Regions from separate parts of the Homo sapiens genome. Here region 2 is linked to region 1. The links are chromatin loops, found by intact Hi-C in ENCODE. Cell type or tissue: heart left ventricle. All regions are shown on one strand. Each heading gives the region's core, and the rest is flanking DNA. Links, peaks and the distances in the headings are about the cores only.

The links. A loop is a pair of places that touch in the nucleus more often than their neighbours do. Peaks named below come from ENCODE experiments on the same cell type or tissue, not always from the same donor. Only the 100,000 strongest peaks of a DNase experiment are listed, where the experiment ranks them.
Region 2: it touches region 1 in a loop (1.9-fold over the local background); 2 of 110 quality-filtered maps call a loop at or near these places.

What each region holds. Positions count from the first base shown.
Region 1 is chr6:30,938,148-30,947,071 of GRCh38, reverse strand. It overlaps MUCL3 (mucin like 3), which reads right to left and starts at 6,099. Exons shown (of 3, transcript NM_080870.4): 1 at 5,991-6,099. The coding sequence starts at 6,072. LOC124901299 reads right to left here. Exons shown (of 3, transcript XM_047419624.1): 2 at 8,889-8,924; 3 at 8,166-8,770. The coding sequence ends at 8,616. It overlaps HCG21 (HLA complex group 21), which reads left to right. Exons shown (of 3, transcript NR_138040.1): 3 at 494-1,093. RefSeq lists enhancers at 5,426-6,263, 8,683-8,924. In heart left ventricle, for the core only: a CTCF peak has its summit at 4,320 (motif pointing left); a DNase peak (open chromatin) is centred at 4,232.
Region 2 is chr6:31,002,434-31,011,357 of GRCh38, reverse strand. It overlaps MUC22 (mucin 22), which reads right to left and starts at 884. Exons shown (of 4, transcript NM_001395414.1): 1 at 582-884. The coding sequence starts at 651. In heart left ventricle, for the core only: no CTCF peak of the experiment used is centred there; a DNase peak (open chromatin) is centred at 5,493; H3K27ac peaks cover 1,337 bases.

The sequences.
Region 1 (8,924 bases), core at 3,072-5,571:
GAAGCGGTCAACTTCCCCTATTTTACATCTGAGAAATTTACATTTCACGGAGGAAAAGTGACCTGTACATAGTCCCACAACAATAGCAATGGGCAACGTTTCTAGAGCTCTACAATGAGACAGGCAGGTTCTACAAGTGAGGGCATACATTAACTTATTTACTTTTCACAAGAACCTGTTGAGGTTGAGAACTATCCTATTCTCCAAACTTTATAGATGAAGAAACAAGGTTCTGAGTGGTTAAGTAATCTTCTCAAGGACACCCAGCAAGTAAGAGGTCGAGACAGAATCTGAACACACATCCTGGGGTCCCGGGCCCAGATCATTGCTGGTTAAGACCACAGTGCACAGCCAATAGGTCAGCCCAGTCTTTTAAAGAAGGAAAGACACTGACATGTGTGGACTCCCTGAAAGGTGCTGTTCATATATTTGTTTATTTAATCAAATAATTATGAACCTGTGAAGTGAGGAGTGTGATCTTACTGTTTTACAGGTGGGGAAAGGAGACGCAAAGAGGTTAAGTAATTGGCAAAATTAGACTTTTCACTGTGCCCCAGATGTTTTTAAACATGATAAGGGATGAATGACTATCTATTGAGTGAATAAAGGAGCTGGCAGCAATGCAAAGGGCATTTTCCACTGGCCTTAAAGAATCAGAGGACAGGTTTGACATCCAGGCTCGGTCCCTCAGCGGTTTTGCATTCTTGCTCAGGTCTCTTAAGTGCTCTGAAGCTCCATGTTCTCGACTGTAAATAACCATGATGCTGACTGCACCAGCTTAATGTGAGGATTAAAGGAAGTATGGACCATGGAAGACTCTGGAGCACAGAAGCTATTTAAATGTTTGTTGAATCCACATTGTAGTCTCTGAAATAATCTCGTGCTTTGCCCTGTCCTTCTCCTGGTAGTAAGGGGAGCCTGAGCAGTAGCCCTACCCCCCTGCCTGCTCCATCCACCTCTCACCTGCTGTGGCCACCTTCTTGAAAACAGCAGCCTCTGCATTCCTGGGCCACTTTCTCTGCTGTGTTTTAATAACACAGCACTCATCACTTTCTGATATGTGATAAATACAATTAAATTTCCACAATGGCAAGGCTTTTTTTGTTTGTTTGTTTTTTGAGATGGAGTCTCACTCTGTCGCCAAGGCTGGAGTGCAGTGGTGCGATCTGGGCTCACTGCAACCTCCACCTCCTGGGTTCAAGTGATTTTCCTGCTTCAGCCTCCTGAGTAGCTGGGACTACAGGCACATGCCACCACACCCAGCTAATTTTTTGTATTTTTAGTAGAGATGGGGTTTCACTGTGTTAGCCAGGATGGTCTCGATCTCCTGACCTCATGATCTGCCCACCTCAGCCTCCCAAAGTGCTGGGATTACAGGCATGAGCCATTGCATCCGGCCGGGGTTTTTGTTGTTGTTGTTGTTGTTTGAGATAGAGTCTTACTCTGCACCAGGCTGGAGTGCAGTGGCATGGTCACAGCTCACTGCAGTCCTGACCTCCTGGGCTCAAGCAGTACCCCCACCTCAGCCTCCCTGTCAGCTGGGACTACAAATGTGAGCCAGTATGCCCCCTCCTCACCTTTTTTTTTTTTTTTTTTTTAAGACGCAGGGTCTCACTATGTTGGCCAGGCTGGTCTCAAACTCTGGTCTTCAGTGATCCTCTCATCTCAGCCTCCTAAAATATTAGGATTATAGGCGTGAGCCACTGCACCTGGCCTGGCCTGGCCTGGCCTGGCAGGGATTTTTATTGTTTTGTTCATCGCTGTCTCCAGCCTAGAACAGTGTCTGATCCATAGGAGGCACTTTGTAAATATTTGTTGAATAATGAATGAAAGAATAAGACTGATGAAAACTCCTTAAAAGCCTTGCCAACAACATTTCATCATGCACGTTAAGTAAAAACCAAATGTATTTGTGACCTCCACAGGCTGGAAGACCAAGGGCGACTTCCGCTGTTCAGTAATTGAGCTCTGAGATTAAAAGACGTTGAAAGAAGGCCTCTGGCCCACCAATTCTGGGATACCAGTTGTCATTAAACCACAGGATCACAGTCCATAACTAGACTCAGATAACAAGATTTTAGAATTTTAGATCTGCATCAAACAGTTGTGGAACCATAGATTGTAAAAAGCTGAGGTAAAGCTCAAGGGATTCCTTGGCCCTGACACAGCCAAGAGGCAAATCAGTGTAAACCCCCAGGACAAGAGGAGCATCTCTGCCCCAGACGATCTACTTTGGTAGTGACTTATTTCCCTAGTAAGTTTTCACCAGGAGATATTCATTCCACGTACAACCATCATAGCCCGAAAAGAACTGTTTTGGTCACTGAAGAATAGGCAGGAGGTGCAGAGAGGAAAATCCAACTTTAGCACAAGACACTGTAGGTGGATGCTCAGCTGGGATAAAAGAATAAGAACAAATCCCACAACATCAAAACGATGCACAGTGCCAAAGGTCCCCGCCATCTGCTTTGTTCACTCATTTGAAAGAGAGGACATCGGCTGGGCACAGTGCCTTATACCTGCAATCCCAACACTTTGGGAGGCCATTGTGGGCCTGAGGTCAGGAGTTCGAGACCAGCCTGGCCAACATGGCGAAACCCCGTCTCTACTAAAAATATGAAAATTAGCCAGGCGTGTTGGCAGGACCCTGTAATCCCAGCTACTCAGGAGGCTGAGGCAGGAGAATCAGTTGAACCTGGGAGGCAGAGGCTGCAGTGAGCCAAGATCATGCCACTACACTCCAACCTGGGCCACAGAGTGAGACTCTGTCGAAAGAAGAAAGAAAGAGAGACAGAGAAAGAAAGAAAGAGAAAGGGAAAGAAAAGGAAGAAAAGAAAGAAAAGGAAGGAAGGAAGGGAAAGGAAAGGAAAGGGAAGGAAGGAAGGGAGAAAGAATATCTTGCTAAGCAACTCATGCCTTGGAGTCGCTGTCAGGGCACGCTGTCCCAAAAGAGCATCTCTAGTGTTTCCTGGTATCCTTACCCCCATAAATGGCATGCTCCATTTGCAATAATGTGGGTAAATGTTTGTTAAAATACCTATACAGTATGAGTTCAATAAGTGGCTTAAAATGCAGACATAGAAAAAGAAAAGCTGGTGGGCACAGTTGTTCACACCTATAATCCTAGCATTTAGGGAGTCTGAGGCAGGAGGATCACCAGTTTGAGACCAGTCTGGGCAACATAGCGAGACCTGTCTCTACAAAAAAAAAAAAGGAAAGCTAAAGGGAGATATAATCAAATGATTGCTTGGGGACTAGGGAGTATACAGAGATTTTATTTTTCTTTCTTATTTTTTCTATTTTCCATTTTCTACAATGAGCATACATTATTTGTGTTATAGAAATTAAATCAAATAACATTTGTTATAGGAAAATGTTCTTGTTAGATTCTTCCAAGGACCCCAGCCCCAATTCCCATCTCCTGCCTCACCTGTACTCTCTCAGATGGTTTCATCTAGACTGCACCTGTGCTCCCTCAGATGATTTCATCTGGGCTGCACCTGTGCTCCCTCAGATGATTTCATCTAGACTGCACTTGAGCCTCCCTCAGATGATTTAATCTAGACTGCGCTTGAGCCTCCCTGTGATGATTTAATCTGGACTGCACCTGTGCCTCCCTGTGATAATTTAATCTAGACTGCACCTGTGCTCCCTCAGATGATTTAATCTAGACTGCACCTGTGCTCCCTCAGATGCTTTAATCTAGACTGCACCTGTGCCTCCCTCTGGTGACTTAATCTGGACTGCACCTATGCCTCTCTGTGATGATTTAATCTGGACTGCACCTGTGCTGCCCTCGGATGATTTAATCTAGATTGTACCTGTGGTTCTGTGACTGCATGATGCAGACTCTGGGGTTCCAGGATCTAGTTATCTGTCTGGGTGTTGACTGGTCCTGTGGACAAACGTCAGGGTCTCCTCACCAGAATGGTAGACTAAAGGGCTTCATCCATCCCAGTTGTCCCTCTTCCCTTCCTGCCCTGGCCTCTCTCTCTGCTGGGCACAGCCATGCACCAGCTCTGATTCACACTCCAGTTCCACCCGACCTCATCACAACCCGAGCCCAGCCTCAAGCCCTCCCCACCTGTAACCCACTCACTCTTGTCTTCAAAATCTGCAGAATGGGAGCAGCCAGCTCCCCTTGTCCTCCCCACCCCTCCCTCCATGCCGCCCAGCCACGCCTATCTCCTCTCCGAGACCACGCCCACATGGCCCCATCGGAATCTCAGGAATTCAGATCTCCGCCCTGAAGCAAATCTCAGAGCGACTGTGTATGGAGTGGATTCCCTTCCGCCCCCTGCAGGTTCCTCTTCCTTAAGCTGCAAGATGGAAGGAGGAGAGAGCAGCCAGTGGACAATCCGCCTGAGAGGAAGGGGAAGGAAAGGCGGGAGAGATGGGGCCGGGAGGTGTTGGGCAGCTGTGGTACCTCTGTCTCCAGACCCTCAAGGTAGGGGAGACAGACATCAAGTCAGGGCACAGACAGGACGCACTGCTGAGACCTTTCAGAGGCAGCTCAAAGATTCCTCAGTCATCGCCATTCACCACCCACCTGCCCCTGCCTCCACCCCTGGCCTCAACCTGACTGTGCTCAGGGAAGGGGCACTGCCTCTAATATCACCCTGTGGATGGCTCTGTCCTTGGATGACTGTCCAGTGGGTAGATAGTGTCTCTGAATCTGCTGTTCTACATCTGCCTTGTGGAGACCCTCCTCCAAATTGCCCAGGCCCTCCACACCGCCCCTGTGTTCAGCATCTCTGCTCCCCGGGTTCAGTAGCAGTCCGTTTCTTGACTAAGTGAACTAATTTCATAATTTCATCTTATCTTTAGGGTATGTTTTGTTCGTCGAACTTGTCCATAGTCATTTTCCCATCAAAGTCCTGAGATGTTTCCCAACTGTAAGACAGGGACAGAGCCTTTGACGCACACTTTTCTGAGTCTCCATGTGGATTAAATGAGTAAATGTGGATGAAGTCCCTAGAGCAACACCTGGTGCAGTGTAAATGCTCTGTAGGCATCAAATACTGGTACGGCTGGGCAGCAGCATCCAGCCCATTTTACAGATGGTGTGGAAGGCCAGAGTAGGCAAATGGGTCAGAGTCAGGACTGGAAGCTAGGTCTGCACAAAACAGAGCTCTCAGGAGAGAAGCTCCACCTGTCCCCCCAGGGCTGGGGGCAGTGGAGCTGGAATCCCTGCTTACCTCCCTCTAGCTGTGAGATATGGGACATAATCATTGTGAATCCACTCTCCTCAACTATAAGATGGGATATTATTAGCCACCTCAGGGGATGCTGAGATGAAATGAGATGAGTCTCTGGGCACGGTGGCTCTCACTTGTAATACCAGCACTTTGGGAGGCCGAGGCAGGCGGATCACTTGAGGCCAGGCATTTGAGACCAGCCTGGCCAACATGGTGAAATCCTGTCTCTACTAAAAATACAAAAAAATGAGCCAGGCGTGGTGGCAGGTGCCTGTAATCCCAGTTACCCAGGAGACTGAGGCAGAAGAATCGCTTGAACCCGGGAGGCAGAGGCTGCAGTGAGCCAAGATTGTGCCACTGCACTCCAGCCTAGGCAACAGAGCAAGACTCCTTCTCAAAAAAAAAAAAAAAAAAAAGAAGAAGAAGAAGAAGAAGAAGAAAGAAATCACCATGAGCAGCTGTGAATTCCGTGCACGGTGCTCAATGAATGTCAGGTGCCTACCCCCACCATCCAGGGCTGGCAGCCTCTACAGTGTCTTTATGCAAACTTGAAGAAACCCCCTCTGGATGGGTGCAGCCCTGTGAGCCATGTTTTAAAGAGCAGAGCACAGGCTGGATTTCATCTCCTACTACATGTCCCTTAGCCAGCAAACTTGAGCAGAGAACACTCTAGACAACTGTCTGTAGCAGCCCCGTGCCCGCCCCCTTCATTCATTTCTATTTGTTGTCCAACGCTATGAACACTAAGAAACAAGCTGTTTCTGTCTTCTGTATCCCCTGTGGGCATCTTACCTGCCCCCCAAGAAGCTAGAAGGAAGAGGAGGCAGCACTGGAGGCCAAAGGCGGAGCAGAGGCTGTGGACCGGCTGGGCCATGTCGGAGCTGGGTGGCTGCTTGGGGACCATGGGCTGCGGACCCCTCACCTTATATGGAGCCAATCTTGACGTCATGGGGGCTGGGGCTCCTCAGGACTAAGTCTTAAACAAATGGAGCCACCCCAACCCACAGGGGAGCCCTGATAAGAGGAGACCGCAGCTGCTGCGTCATGGAGCCAGGCACCTGGGTGCCTGCCGAGGGGTGGGATCTGGGGGCAGGGCAGAGGAACCAGAAAGGAGCAGGCACCTGAGCCAGCCCCAGTGGAGGGAAGTGAGGGTGGCGCCTCCAGGGCTCTGGGGAAGTGGGGAGCAGATGGCTCAGTTCTAGAAGGACTGAGCTCTGGCTGGGAGCAGGATGGGGTGGGGTTCACGTTCTGATCTGTGTCCAGCTTCACGCGCACCCTCCCACCTCTCCCGCATCAGCCCAGCTTCCACACCCCTTATTCACACATGGTCATTCTTGCCACCTTGGGCGGAGCTGTCCGCGAGGATCAGGTGAAAGAGCAAAGGCGAGAGAAAGCCCTCGAATGACCCTCGCTGCAGAGAAAGGTGCTTCATGATGTTCAGAGGTCATACAACAATATGTGGAGAGTGCAGAGGCAGTGACAGAGACAAGACACAGAACCACAGGGACATATGTCACACCCCTCACCAGGGACACAGACAGGTCAGGCCACCCAGAAGGACCGAGGCCAAGATCTTTGGCCAAGAGATGCTCGGTGTACAGGGGCTTCTGCTTTCACTCTACCTCTTCCCTCCCACCTCAGCTCAGCGGCTGTCTCTTTGTCTCGAAGTCCCCATTCACTCCTATACAGAAATGCAGACATCTCATTTTTAGGAGCACCCCAGAGCTCCCCCTTCCCTTCCTCACTTCCTGCCTAAAGCAAGCATTAGCTCAGAGACTCCCTTGTCTCCCCAGTGACAGTGCCTGGGGCTGGAGTAGGGGAGGACAGACTCCCTGGGTCTCTAGCACAGAGAAGTCACAACCCCTTTCTGCCCACTGTGGGTCTCCATGGAAAGTAAGCACCTTGGATCCCTGCTGTGTCATCAGAGCCTAGGACAGTGTCTGGCACACAGTAGGCAATCAATAAATGTTTCCACTCCGCCTGGATGGAGTGGAAGCCAGGGCCGGAGGATGCCTTTCTGAGGGAAGTGGGGGCAGGCAAAGGCCATAGAGAGGTCCAGGACCTGAGGGCAGGAGGCCAGGCCCTCAGGGCATTTGGGCTCATGAGAGGACTAGAGAACTGGACATGTGGGTTCCTCTCCTTACTTGGTGTGACTTGTCCCTAAGCCCTGGGCAGGGCTGGAATAGGTGGGAAGAGGAGAGGAGGCCAACTGCTTATTAATGTGATTAATGGGAGATTAATGAGGCTCCGTGGAGTCAGGCCAAAGACTGACTACTCAGAACTGGGCAGCCTGCCTCCCAGGCAATATATCCTGCAGGATGGAGAAACTAAGGCAGACACAGGCTGTCCTCTGCAACTCCATGTAGACTCGGGTGACTGACAGTCCCCCTTTTCACTGGTCCCCTTCCCCCCCCCCCTTTCCCCAGGGACCCAAGCCTCTAGGACGGTGGTTCTGTACAGGGAGGAGTAATTTTGCCCACATCAGGGAACATTTGGAAATTTCTGGAGACATTTTTGTCACAATTTGGAGTGGGATGCTACTGGCATCTAGGGGGTAGAGGCCAGAGATGCTGTGGGACATCCTATAATGCCCAGAGCAGTCTCCACAGCAAAGAATTATCCAGCCCAGGACACCAATTGTGCTGAAGTGGAGGATCTCTGCTTTAGAATAAGCACTAACCAGTGTTTGTGAATGAACACCCCCTTCCCTTCTCTCTGAGCTACAACTCCACCCCAAGGACGCTGATGTCTGGGATGGAGAAACCTGGAGGTAGGTGGAGGCCCAAAACAGTCTCTTACAGTCAGTCTATGTTGCTTCATCTGAGCTGGAGGCTGAGAGGCCAGTCACGAAACAACTCTGCCAACTACCATTGTTTGGGCATTTCTATGTACTGAAGAATGTACTAAGCACCTCACCTATGAGTTATCACCTGTCACCCTCACTTTACAGATGAGGATAAATGAGCCTCGGATCAGGGAATGACTTGCCCTGGTAACTGGCAGAGACCAGACTTGGCCCTTCCGGGCCCACATGACACAAAAGCCCATGCACTTGGGCAAACCCACAGCATCTGGGAGACAAGTGGAGGAAGTGCCATTTTATTTAGCAATAACTTGTTCACCACCCTCCCATAGCAGACCGAGGGGGCACCACAGAGGAGGGTCCTGCACCTGCCCTGAGGGGAGAGAATCAGAGGGCCTTGGGGGCTCAAGAGCCAGCCTGAGGGGGCTCCCTGTGGAGGGAAGTGAGAAGGGAAGCCGTGAGCAGACTGTCCTCAGCTAAAGAGCTTCTCTGGTCGTCAGGGAGGAGGGTGGGACTAGGAAGAGAGGGTGAGGGGCAGGGGTTCCAGCTGTCCAGACCTGGGCTCCGTGAGGGCTGGAAGGTGCCTGCAGACCACTTAGCCCTGGTCCTTCCTTCTACAGATGAGAAAACTGCCCTCGGAGAAGCTGGGCACCTTCCCGCAGTCTGCATGGCTGGCGGCAGGACAGAGAGCAGAATCTTGTGACTGACAGTAGACTCCTCCTTACGCTGTGGGTGGAAGAGACCTGGGGGGGCCAGTGACCCCAGGAATCTACCTGCAGGAAATGGTCCCAGCTAAGGTGAATGGGATAGGGGAGTCTGGGAATGAGACTATCTGGGAGAGGAAGAAGGAAGGCCAAAGGGTAGGCGCTCAGCTGCCCCAGCCCCACCTTTCATTTGACAAGAGTAGCGCTGGCTGGCAGCCT
Region 2 (8,924 bases), core at 4,273-6,772, 63 kb before region 1:
GAAGGACGGGGGAGGCACGAGAGATAAAAGACTACAGATAGGGTGGGTGCGGTGTACACTGCTTGGTGACGGGTGCACCAAAGTCTCACAATTCACCAATAAAGCACTTACATAACCAAATATCACCTGTACCCAAATAACCTATGGAAAAAAAACAAAGAAGGATTGAAGGATTTTTACTTGACTTTAGACTGAGATCCTGGTTTTAATTTGGAATTAAGAATGCTATTGGAACTAGAGTTTTCCGGTTAAAAAAAAAAACTTTTATCCAAGATACAAAGGAAAGTAAAATCTCACCCCCCTCCATTTCCCCAGCACCGCCCCACCGCCCCACCACATGTGCTCACAACCACAGCTGGGGGAGACTAATACAGATTTGCTTCTAAGACAGCATCAGAATCATGGTCAGTGGAATTGGGATCAGTACTGGCTTTTGCAGAAATGGGCAAAAAAAAAAAAAAAAAAATGAATCATCATTGTTTCTGGAAGAAGAGTCATGCCTGGGCAGGGGATTCCCCATCTCCTTCAGGGCTTATGTGGCCTCCATGCCCCTCTCCCTCCTTAACTGCTAAGTCACTTACTGGGTCCCAGAAGTCCAAAGAGAAGCAGCCACAGGAACCAGAAAGCAGGAGAGATATTTCCTCTTCTCATCTCTAAATGATGCACATAGAAGTTGTCATTTAGATGCCTGGGTTCCAAAGGAAGGATAGGTCAAAGAGGCAGAGAGACAAGGGGCAAACCCCCTGGGCCTTGATAGAAAATAAAGTTGCACAAAAAGACCCAAAGGCCAGCCAGTGCCAGGGTAAGCCTTGTAGGCAGATGGCATGGTTGGGGGGAGCCCCCAAATTGCTCCACAGTTTGGCTTCTTATTTTTCTTCTTTTTTCCTCGCAAACGTGTCTGTGGCATTTATAGCTGATACTGAGTAGGGGAGGCCAGAACTTTGGGTCCTCCCTCCCCAGGGAGGGGCATTTCTGCGCTGTGCTTTCTGCAGGGCCGTTTGGAGAGATGTACCCTACAGGAATCAAGGCGGAGGAGAGAGCAGAGTCGGCAAGACCAGAGGGCGCACACATGAGGAGGGGCAGGGAGGGAGGCAGAATGAGGGGATCAAACTTGTCGGAGTGGAAGGGACCCACCCTTTGAACCAGAGCTGACCTGAAACCTGTTTTCCCTGGGTATGCCTCATTTTCAAAGCAGGAGGCCTTTGTAGAAGAAAGAAGGAAGAAGAGAAGAAAAGGAAACAAATGGATGGTAAAGGTCAATAGCAGTCTATCTAGGGGAAGCTGGGGATTTGGAGGGTGATAAGAGCATCAGGACACACGCCCGGCTTTCTCCAGAGTGCTCCTTCCCAGCTGCAGAGCAGCACATGGCTACGTGAGTGATACACTCCACTCCCTGTGAGCTCTCCAAGGGTGGGGAAAGTGGACACTGAGTGAGTCTCACTTCTAGTATCAAGCGGAAGTGAGTAGGGAAGAGGATGGGGCACGGAACTACCCATTTCCCTGAGTCAATCTTTGGCAATGGCTCTTAAGCATAGGTCAGGGACCCTGACTCACCTGCGTCCCTATTTCTAGGCTCACAACTAGCAGTTGATTGAAATTTACCCCGTGTAATTCAGATATGCAAGGAAAAATGTAGTTTGGCTTGCTATAACTCACCCAACTCAGTTTCCAGACTCTCTTTCCCACCAATGGCAGGGAAGCCTGGGGTTGGAAATGAGGATACGGGTATAAGCTTGCCAAATATTGGTGATGAAATTTCATTTTCTTTTAAAAGTGTCTCTTTTGGAAGGCATACTGTATGGTTCTAATTATATGAAAGTCAAGTACATGGAAAAATCAACTGATGATGATTAAAGTCAAAATACTGGCTACCTCTAGGGTGGCACTGATGGGGAGGAGGCAGGGGAGGCTTCTGGGGTGATAAGAATGTGGCACATCTTGATCTGGAAAGCGGGTAGGTGAGTGTATGCATGTGTTAAGATTCAACAATTGGCCGGGTGCGGTGGCTCATGCCTGTAATCCCAACACCTTGAGAGGCTGAGGTGGGAGGATTGTGTGAGCCCAGGAGTTCAAGAGCAGTCTAGGCAACATAGCAAGACCCTGTCTCTATTTCTTTAAAATAAATACATTAAAGAATTAAATAAAATTCAACGACTTGAGCACTTATGTGTCCACTCTGCACATTTTACTGCATATATTTTAAGCCTCAATTTAAAGATTAAAAACAACAGTCAAGGGTACAAACTTTCAGTTATAAGAAGAATGAGTTCTGGAACTTTAATCACATGGAGACTATAATTAACAATATTGTATTGTCTATCTGAAATTTGCTAACACACACAGAAAAGAAATGGTAAATATGTGTTGGTGATGTGTTCATTAGTTTGATAGTGGTAATTATTTCACAATGTATACTCATCAAATCAACACATTGTACACGCTGAAAACATATAATTTTTGTCTATTTTACCTCAGTAAGCTTGGGGGGAGAATTAAAAACAATAAGAAAGAAAAAAATTTTGGTGGCTCACGCCTGTAATCCCAACACTTTGGGAAGCCAAGGTGGGCGGGTTAGGAGTTTGAGACCAGCCTGATCAACATGGTGAAACCCCATCTCTAATAAAAATAAAAATAAAAATAAATTAGCTGGGCGTAGTGGCGGGTGCCTGTAATCCCAGCTACTTGGGAGGCTGAGGCAGGAGAATTGCTTGAACCCGGGAGGCAGAGGTTGTAGTGAGCCAAGATCGCACCACTGCACTCCAGCCCGGGTGACAGAGTGAGACTCCGTCTCAAAAAAAAAAAAAAGAAAGAAAAAGAAAACAATGTTTCAGGTCTCTTTTGGGTAAATACTTGGCCATATGAAATTTAATGCCCCTCTCAGGACTGTTTTCCCCCCATTTCAAGGGCTCTCCCCTCCACTTCTTTCCTGCACGTCCTCTGAGGGGGAATTTATGCCTCCTACTGGCAATGTGGGAACAAGACTTCGGCCCTTCAAGCTGGTCTCTCCTGAGCTCCCTCTCGTTCCATCTGGTCACTGGGATCCTGCATTGGCATCCAACGACTCTGAGACACAGTACTACCATTGTCTTCATTTTACAAATAAGGAAACTAAACCATGGAGAAGTCAAGTAATTTGGCCAAACTCACAAAGTTAGTAAGTGATGGAGTCAGGAATTAAACTATCAGTCCAGCTGCAGAGCCTGTGCTCTTCGCCATTATAAAAGGAGGTTGTCATGTCCAAACAGGACTTTGAGTCTGGCCCCTGAATATCTTCCTCCAACCAGACTGCCTGTTCCCAACTTCATCTGACATAGAAATTCTGGAGCTGTCACTGTTAGAAAGTATGCGGAATATAAAACCACAAAGCTACAGAGGCCCAGCTATGTGGAATTTGAAAAACAGATGGACGAGTCATCATAAGGGACATGTCGGGAAAATTAATGAGTTAAGAGCAGGTTGCTCGAGTGGAGCTGACTGGTCCGAGAACATTTTTTTAAATGCCTCCTTGGAGAGTCTGAGTCATGAGGGTTCTGATGACTAGGAAGGAAAGAGCAAACAGGGGTTGTGGGCTTAGGACTTGGGTTTGTTTTAGAGAGTAAGAGATTAGTTTCGCACAGAGTAGGGAATTCCAGGGACCCGGCAATTACGTAGAGTACACAATTTATAAACATAGCATAGATTTGAAATTCGCCCTTGAATGACCTGTGCTGAAAGTTTGATTTAGGAAAGGCCTGTGTTCCAGATTCTCGCTGCCATCTCTCTCAACCTCACCCTGTACCGGCTTAGATTTTCTTCAACCTGGCTGGACAAGGGGTCTGCTTTCCCTTCTAATTTTAGTTTACCCCCAATTCAAGTAGAGTTATTTTCATCACAAGGAGTCTCAATGGTACCTTCCATATAGCATATAGTTCATCAGAAAGTAACAAAAAGAAGAAGATTTTCTGTGAAATATAGCCTGATATGGTCTATGTCTGTGACCCATTTTCCCACAAACGGACCACTCTGATGGCAGCCACTGTCCCTGGATTTGGAGATCTCTCCTACAGCTGCTTAAGCTTCTTCAGCTATCTGGAGCCACCATTTGTGTAGAAATGTCCTATGTGCTTGAGTGCCCATCTTCAAATTTTCTGTTGTGTATACGTTCAAAAACAATTTTGAAAAGCTGTTTTCCCTCCTCTGTCTATGTTTAATCTAAATTTTTTATCATACATTTAATTATTGCAAAGAATGTAATTTCTACCATATTGTAAATGTAGACATTGAAATAATAAAAGTTTTTACTACTCTTTAAAATGTTTCCAGTAGACTCTAAACACTAGCAGCATCTCAATACTCATCATTATCCTTTTTTTAAATTTTATTTTACTTTAAGAGATGTGGGGGGTCTCACTATATTGCTCAGGCTGGTGTTGAACTCTTGGGCTCAAGCAATCCTCCCGCCTCAGCCTCCCCAAGTGCTGGGATTACAGACGTGAGCCACTGCACCTAGCTTCCATTATCCTTTTGAATAACATATAAGCAAGCTCTTCCTCAATAGTCTAGGTTTTTAAATGGTTCCTCCTGCTCTACGAACTTATAGTTCCATTTTACTTTCCCCATATTATTCTACTGGTCTCTCTCCATATATCATATTAAATACCAGTAACATAAATATTCTACTGCTATACATATATCACAGTATGTCTAATTAATAAACCTTATCTCTTAGAGCAGTTTTGGGTTCACAGCAAAATTAAGTGGTAAGTACAGAGGTCCCATAGACTCCCTGCCCCTACGCAAGCACAACCTCCCCACCTCGTTGACGTCAGGGTTTACTCTTGTATATTCTATGGGTTTTGACAAATGTACAATGACAGGCATCCACCATTGTAGTATCATATACAGTAGTTTCACGCCCTAAGAATCCTCTGTGCTCCACCTATTCATCACCCCACCCTCGTAACCCCTGGCAACCATTGACTCTTGACTGCCTTTATAGTTTTGTCTTTTCTGGGATGTCATATGGTCTGTAATAATTTTTTGCTTGAAAAGCTTTTATTGATCACCCTGTCATACTCCTCTGCATCAAAAGATATGTTTATAAACGTCTAAAAAATTTCCTGTGCCTTGTAAGACTCTGTGTTCAATTTATAGCCCCCAGTAACTTTTTGGTGAATTAAGCAAAAATGCTTCTCTTATGATACGTCTTTCCATATTTTCAAGAAAATATGAATCATTAACTTACCTAACATTTTTTATTTTTCATTTTTTTGAGACGGAGTCTCGCTCTGTCGACCAGGCTGGAGTGCAGTGGTGCAATCTCGGCTCACTGCAACCTCCACTTCCCAGGTTCAAGCTATTCTCTTGCCTCAGCTTCCCACGTAGCTGGGACTACAGGTGCCTGCCACCACGCCAGCTAGTTTTTGTATTTTTAGTAGAGATGGGGTTTCACCATGTTGGTCAGGCTAGTCTCAAAAGCCTGACCTCAGGTGATCCACCCGCCTCCGCCTCCCAAAGTGCTGAAATTACAGGCATGAGCCACCTCGCTTGGCCCACTTACCTAACATTTTAAAAATAACACAACTTACAGAGCGCTTACGAAATGCAGGACTATTCTAAGCCTTCACAATAACCCCATGAAGTGGGTACTATTTTCACTCTCATGTTTACAAATATGGAAACTGAGACCCAGAAGAATTAAGGAATTTGTGGAAAGTCACAATGAAATTGGATTTGAAACCAGAAATTCGAGCTCCACAATCTGTGCTCTTAGCTGACATGCCGTATGGCCTCTCTAAGTGTCTTTTATCTTAAGGTGTAACATTAATCAGTTGGAGCTTACAACATCTTTCTCCTTGAAATCATGCCAAATACACAATTGTTACCTAAACCAAGAAACTAGTGAACAGGAAGCTCTTTCCCCTTACAGAAAATGGTGTACAATTCAGGGAAGTGTGCTTCATAGCACATTGCTTTGTCCCAGCAAGTTGTTGACAAATCTTGAATATTCTAAAATAGGCAGACAGACAGATAAGGTGGGTTGGCTGCCATGGGATTTTTCTCCTTGGTTAAATAAGCCACTGCCTCCTCTATTCTTTCTGCTGATTCTGCTCTTGCTCCAATCTCATGAGATACTCCCTCAAGAGGGATGCATTTTTAAAGAGTGGATGGAAGAGAAGAGATTGTTAAAAAAAAAAGAAAGGAAAAAAAGAAGTTTTTATTACTCCTGTTACTTCATTCTACAGTGTATCTGCGTAAATAACACCTTAACACATGCCAAAATTACCAGTTCCTTACACTCCACGTAGCCCTTCACAGGAATTTATATGAGGCAGGAGAAAACAGGAAGTCCTACTCTGGGTATATGATCCCTAAATTAGAGGTGGTTTTTGAGGTATCCCTTCACTAAAAGGCTTTATTTGACACCCTGAAATGTTCTACACCCTGCGGAAATGTGGTAATAATAATATGGGAGCTACAGAGGAAATGTTGGATGTTCATCAAAGAAGAGTCAGAAAAGTGTAGCCCTGACCACAGAGGTGCCCTCAGACAGATCAGTTCTAGGCCACAAGCACATACGGAAGTTGAAGATCTGGAAAATGGTTCCCATCAAACAACCCACGCCTGCATAATACTCTTCAGGAAGTCTTTATGTACGCCCAAGATGTGGGGGCACAGATGCCACGTGAAGATCATTGTGCTAAATCCACAGTGCAAAGGCACAGGTCTAGATGGGCAGCCCTTTAACCCTGTCCACTTCCTGGACTTTTGCTTGGGTCACGCATGCTTGGTGGGCTGGGGCTTTGTCACATTACAGGAGTAGGTGTATTCCATGACGAAAGCTGGGTAATGATGCTTCCAAACTCTACCTGCACACCCCAGTTGCTGGGAGTAATGAGATACTCACAGCACAACTATGTGAATCAATCACAAGGTAAATTGCTCACCAGGGACTCCCCCCTTTTCTCCTTCCTCTAGCTCAAAATGCCCATTCATTTGAGTCATTTGTTGTTTATTTTTGGAAATAATTTTTTAAAATTTGAGACAGAGTCTCACTCTGTCACCCAGGCTAGAGTGCAGTGACATGATCTCAGCTCACTGCAACGTCCACCTCCCAGGTTCAAGTGATTCTCCTGCCTCAGCCTTCCAAGTAGCTGGGACTACAGGCGCGCACCACCGCGCATGGCTAATTTTTGTATTTTTAGTAGAGACAGGGTTTTGCCATGTTGGCCAGGCTGGTCTCAAACTCCTGGCCTCAAGTGATCTGCCTGCCTCAGCCTCCCAGAATGCTGGGATCACAGGTGTGAGCCACCATGTCCGGCCAGGAAATAAAAATTTTTATTTACATAATGTGCCTGGTAAAAATTTAAGAGCTGTATTGAGCTATAATTTACATACCATATAGTTCACCTGTTTAAAGTATATAAACCTGGCTGGGCAAGGTGGGTCATGCCTCTAATCCCAGCACTTTGGGAGGCTGAGATGGGTGGATCACCTGAGGTTAGGAGTTCAAGACTAGCCTGGTCAACAGTGGTGAAACCCCATCTCTACTAAAAATACAAAAATTAGCCAGGCATGGTGGCACTCGCCTATAATCCCAGCTACTTGGGAGGCTGAGGGAGGAGAATCTCTTAAACCTAGGAAGCAGAGGTTGCAGTGAGCCGAGATTGCGCCACTGCACTCCAGCCTCGGTGACAGAGTGAGATTCCATCTCAAATTTAAAAAAATAATAAGAATAAAATAAAGTATATAAACCAGTGGTTTTAGGCCGGGTGCAGTGGCTCATGCCTGTAATCCCAGCACTTTGGGAGTCCAAGGTGGGTGGATCACCTGAGGTCAGGAGTTCGAGACCAGCCTGGCCAACATTGTGAAACCCCATCTCTACTAAAAATACACACACACACACAAATTAGCTGGGTGTGGTGGCACGCACCTGTAATCCCAGCTACTCGGGAGGCTGAAGCAGGAGAATCACTTGAACCTGGAAGGTGGAGGTTGCAGTGAGCTGAGATCACGCCACTGCACTCCAGCCTGGGCGACAGAGCAAGACTCCGTCTAAAATAAATAAATAAATAAACCAGTGTTTTTTAGTATATTTACAGAGTTGTACTTGGTGAAGCTTTTCATAGACAGACTCAAATCTTTTTTCTCTATTCCAGCTCTTCTTTTTTCCCTTCTAATTCTTCTCTTCCATTTCGTCTCTTTTTCTCTGTTTTGAGCCTTATTACTTGCACGTTAGTCTTCCTGGATCTATCCTCCAAATGTATTATATTTGCCGGGTGATTTTTATTCCTGTATAATTGTGTCTGTTTGAGTTATTTTTCGCGCTTGCTCTTCCGGATTACTAGCATAATTCTCTATAATGGCCAGCCTCTTTCAATTTGTCTATTAAAATTTGAAAATACATGTTTTACTATTTTTTTAAAAAATGATCTAGCTGGACACCCTTGCCTGATCTTATTTCTTTTCATGCTTTTCCACATAAGGGTTTCCACAGTTCCTATCAGTGGGAGGCACCTTTTCAGGGTGTTCAACTTGTCTTTCCCTTCTGGTTTCTGGATCCCTTTAAGTGAGCAGATGATGATGATTGCCTGCATATGGCTCAGCGTGGCCTCTCTGTTCCTCAGTGAGCAGGGGCATGCAAACCTTCCCCCAAAGACTGAGGGAGCTGAGAGGCTGTGGAGACAAAGTGACTCCATCTTGGATGCTAATCTGCCATGTTGACTTCTGATTAACCCAGGTCCCATGAGTCACATGGGCCTCATTCCTACTTTATTTACTGTTCTTGGTAAGGACATGTACTTACTGTAAATCCTGTCTTCGTTTTTTGTTTGTTGTTTTGTTTTTAGAGACAGGGTCTTGCTCTGTCACCTAGGCTGGAGTTCAGTGGTGCAATCTCAGCCCACTGCAGCCTCTAACTCCTGGGCTGTAGTGATCCTCCTGCC